2 separate regions of the Homo sapiens genome follow, and region 1 is linked to region 2. The links are chromatin loops, found by intact Hi-C in ENCODE. Cell type or tissue: heart right ventricle. All regions are shown on one strand.

Evidence for each region. A loop is a pair of places that touch in the nucleus more often than their neighbours do. Peaks named below come from ENCODE experiments on the same cell type or tissue, not always from the same donor. Only the 100,000 strongest peaks of a DNase experiment are listed, where the experiment ranks them.
Region 1: it touches region 2 in a loop (2.1-fold over the local background); 6 of 110 quality-filtered maps call a loop at or near these places.

Annotation. Positions count from the first base shown.
Region 1 is chr4:147,323,784-147,326,283 of GRCh38, reverse strand. No RefSeq gene overlaps it. Among named protein-coding and RNA genes, the nearest start is that of MIR548G, 20 kb to the left of the region's middle. In heart right ventricle, no CTCF peak of the experiment used is centred here; no DNase peak of the experiment used is centred here; H3K27ac peaks cover 1,095 bases.
Region 2 is chr4:147,172,674-147,175,173 of GRCh38, reverse strand. No RefSeq gene overlaps it. Among named protein-coding and RNA genes, the nearest start is that of MIR548G, 170 kb to the left of the region's middle. In heart right ventricle, no CTCF peak of the experiment used is centred here; a DNase peak (open chromatin) is centred at 1,193; H3K27ac peaks cover 973 bases.

The sequences.
Region 1 (2,500 bases), 150 kb before region 2:
TCTTACCAAGATGGACATTTTAAAAATTGTTTCCACAGACTAAAAGAAGAAAAGTATAAGTTTTTATGTTAAGAAAATAAAACAAGTTTATAAAATAGAAAAGTTCAGAATCTTTCACTCAGGCCATAGCAGTGACAATTTTTTGACTTTGTATAATAATAAAATAAAATAAAGAAAAATTATTTTCACATGATAGTCACTATTTTTAAGTTAATATAAAGATAGCAAAGCTTTCAAGTTCTAATATGAGAGTTTTGCAATTTATTGCTTCTCAGTGCAATAGGGATTGAGAACATGTTTTCTTTGTTATGGGGATGAGAATGAGGTGATGGTATATTTCTCCAGAGGGGAACGTGACTAGAATGTCCACTTCATTTCCCATCTTACTTCCCTTCCTTCATTTCTCAATTATTGCCATTTATTAAAACCAGATGGAAGCAAAGTGATTTAAACATGGAATAATTCTATGTTATGTTATGAGATACGTGGATGTCCCAGTTTCAGGATTTTTGTGACAATGTTGTTTTTTTAGGTGCAGGCCATTCGCATAGTGAAACCATCTGTTTTGCTAAAGCCATGTGTTCTGAACAAATGACTCTCAAAAAGACTCATGGACTTTAGGTGGTGATGTAAGTCTGTGACTTACAAGGGAAATAGAAAATTTCTGGGATTTCTAAAGGGGAAGTTGTTTAAGTGGCAGTTGTCTGAATAGCAGGCCTATCAGGAACTAAGCTGATTGTAGAAGACTTCCCAGAAACCCTATAAGAATGAGAAAACTGGTTAAATAAACCCCTATAAGTAAATATTATAAATATTTATTTACAACAAATATTATAAAATTCTATTAATCTATAATAAATATTATAATAAAATTATAAATACTTATTTATAAGCAAATAAACTGCTGAGATAAACCCTTAAATTAGTTCCCCCCATTCTACCCCATGTTGTTTTAGAAAAATCAGCATACAGAATATAATTTCCTTCTTGAATGGAGTGCACTGGAATTTAGAGAAGGGAGAGGCTAATGTCTCATAATCTCTCTACCTGGCAGCATTTGACATTTGACACAATGACTAACTTTTGAGTTGGTGACTTGGGCGGTGTTGGAGGGTATAAAAGAGCATCCCATGGAGAGGCAATCATGTTCAACTGTCATTTATTTTTTAAATGGTGTGAAGCCCTGTGATGCCAACTTTCTGTATCTTTCCAGAGCTTCAGACTCACATGGCCTGGCCACTGCCCATTTCTCCTTAGGTATGTCACAAGTAACTTGTATTTGTTGTGGCACTTTGGAACAGACAGTAATTCAAGGAAATTTATCACAGAGATCAGGGCTCTCTAACCTGAAAGGGGAAGGAATGTACCCTGAAAGGGGAGGTCGTGGGCATCAAGGTTTGGTTGGCAGTCTGGGACTCTCTGTCTTGTCTCTGCTGCTTCTTTCAGTTTGTAGATTGTATTTTCTCTGCTCTGCTGTGAATGTGACCAGCAGTTTATGGGTTCTCCATTGCTCACAAGTGTATATATCATAGGTCCAGATATATGAAGAGACTGAGTTAGTTCTCTCTTGGTCCTTAGTCTTCCAACAAAGGCTAACAGAGTCAAAAGGATCTACATCGTTTCAACCACTAAACTATGGGACTGAACAAACTAATTAGTGAAAAAAGATGCAGACAGTAAGACAAAGGAGACAAAGGTGAGGCCAGTGACAAAGGAGAGGTTGGAGGAAACTGCATTTTGTCTAAAAGATCAGCATGTACTTTGGCAGTGGTTTCATTCTTCCTAATGAACACGGGTGAGAAACCTGGAGCTGTTGCTTCCATGACATGGTGGGTTCTAGGAAGGTCAAATCTGAAGGAGCAGGACTGACCCGATTCGAACTGGCACACACCCTGGGGGCAGGGATGGCAAAGGCAAGATAGGGTTCTGTTTTGAGAGGCTCTGAATTCTGGATTATTTCCTGAGCTGCACATGGCAAGGAGCAGTGCAGACCAGTAGGCATCAGAGAGATTGTATAAAATGAGAACTTTGTTCTAGAAACTTTTACTGGGGTCCAAGGATGGAGCAGAACTGCTAATAAAAGTGAACTAAAGTGTCATTTTTAAGGACTGATGTGCTCCAGAGGTCCGGACATAACTCAACCTGCAAGCTCTGGTGAGGAAAGGAGATCTGGGATTGGGGTTGGCGGTGGGTGAGAAGCATCCTCTAAATTAGTAGTAAAGGTTTCTGACTCTATAAAAGTACCATGGGCGAGCTGAGAAAAATGTGTGAGATCTTTATATTTATATAACATATAAATTTCTGTCAAAGCCAGGATATGGAGAATCTGTGAAAATTAATTCCCTAGTCAATTTACATGCAATGTAGCAAGAATATTAACTATAACTTGAATCTAATTTCTCGCTGATTTACATTATAACCTGGAGACAGTTTCTTCTACGTAAAATACAATAGTACAACGAGAAAACAGATAATCAGCAGTAAACTGTGGAGAGAAAAG
Region 2 (2,500 bases):
TGTGACTTTTTCAGGGAGTTTCCCCATGATTACATTTACATATTGATTATGAAATTTGTGGTTATTCAGGTTATATTTATTTTCCTGGATTTATGGCTTTCTGTTGCATTTTTGGGAATTTCTCTGCAAGTTTTGTTATCCAGGAACTCCCTTTCTCATGGACATTTTCAGCACAGGGTGGATAAGGAACTAAATTTAGCCACTTTTGGTTCTCATGTAAAAAATGGACTGGGGAATGGGTCAAAAACTTCTCCTCTCAAAATCAGTGTACTCAATGCAAATTTGTTATGTTTCTCTTATATTGAACATTAAGCTCTATTTATCAAACACTTCCCACATATGTTTTCCGTTAGCTTTAAACCCTGGTGAATTTTTGGAAGATACCCTAGCTTTTAATGGTCCCTTGAGGAAACTGCTGAAATTTTTCCAATTCATTTTATGTTGTGAAAACTAATTTTTATTCTACTTTAAATTGTGTCTTAAAAATGTCAAGGGTTTAAATTTCTATGAACAACTTCTTTGAATTTTGTCTCATAAATTAGGATTCCCATGGGCATATTATTTTCCTTAACATTTTAAAATTTTCAAGATTATATGACATTGTAATATTTACTTATTCTCCAGGGATGCAGTCTCCAAAGAAATTGGAAAGTTTTTTTTTGTTTGTTTGGTTGGTTGGTTGATTGTTGTTTGTTTTTACATTAAAAAAATTTTCCTAATTGGCTAGTAATACCTTAAATCCCAGCTGTATACTTCATATTTCAAAAAGGCTGAAGAATAAGCTGTCCCAAATGGCACTAAGATAATATCTATACGTAAAACAACATATGAGTCTCTTGTTTCTTTATTACCAATAAACTGCAAGATTAATTTCTTTGTTTCCCTCCAAACATCATTTTATTTGGAATGGAGTCATTGTAACATTTCTTTTATGCACTTAATGACCTAGATTTTTGTTGAACTCCGTAATCTAAACACCATTTAGATCTACTAATGGTGTAAGCCTTCTGTGCTGACAGAACACCCCATGTGCTAACTTTCAGCTTGGGTCCCCCGATATAAAGTCTGCTGGTAAAAGTTGCTGAGCACTGTCAGGCTTATCAACAGACTTCAGTGAGGAGTGTGGCATTTCAGTGATACTAAGCCAGGGCTGTGCTGTTCAGACATACCATTCATCACCTCCTTCACAGGGCCTGGACAGGCATTCCTGCTTCTAATCAGTACTTATATGGTGTTGGGAACAACGACAACAAAAAGATGTCCGCTGCACCAAAGTAGGACAGTCATTATATCTAGTGGTTGTTGAATTGGTCGTGTACTAATTGCTCTCATTGAGATATACTGCTCAAGAAAAATGAGGAATGAATAGCGGCCAGGACAGGCGTGAATGAGAAAGAGCTTCACAAATCCTTAGGTTTGGTGTTTCAGAGGAACCAATTGTTGAAGAGAAGGCCAGAAGCAAATAATGAAAATAGGCTCTGCAAGTATCTGCATTAATATACCAAATAAAATAAAGTTTATTTTTATTTGGATTATACAGAGCAATATTAATGCATTCTATATAGAAAATCAGACCACTGAACCAGAGGGCCCGCCTCTGTCCAAGACTGACTTGGTGTGATCAGACCTCACTGTGTTTTTAAACCTGCTGAGGTGTGGGAGGATATGGAGCCATGAATCTTTCCCTGCTTGGCACAAGATGAGTTGGTGGTGTCAGGTGTGGCAGTGGCATGATTCCTACTAGTGGTTGTTATAGCTGTCTTTGAAAAAGAGGTTCTCCTAAATATCCTACATTAGAAATTAACTAAATAAAGTATGGTTTGTAATTAGATTATGAAGAAGTCATTAAAATCACATTCTTTAAGAATATTTAACTACACAAAAGTATATACATATTTTAAAGGTAATATATACAGGTTCATCAAAAGAGTATATATAAATAATGCTACTACAGAATGGCATCCATTTAAAAAGCATGTTATAGAAGAATACTTAGTAATATGGGGAAATACATATATTGTTGAGTGAAATACTCAAGTTACACACAATATTTACTAAATGATTATAATTTTAACTACACAACAAAATACTCACTATTACAAAAAGGGGTAGGCAACAGGATGCAAAAATTATTAAAATGTGCCAAAATGTTTTCAGTATTTGTTTCTGGATGTTAGCATTATAGTAAATTTAAAATTTTATTTTTTATGTTTTTTTTTCTATTTCTTGGATATTCCACAATGACCATATGCTCTTATTATCACAGGGAAGATGTATTTTTAACAAAGAAATTTAAGGAAATATTTAAAGCAAATATGCCAGGCCTGGATCTATCAGTTCTAAATTTTGTTGAATAAGATTTAGAGCTATGTGGACAATATTTAATCTTGAGATTTGGGTTATATTGGACAGGTAAAATGTTAGTTGAATATATTTTTAATGGAATTTGATTCTCATGTTATTTCAGGGGTCTATTTTAAAGATAAATATGAAAGTAATA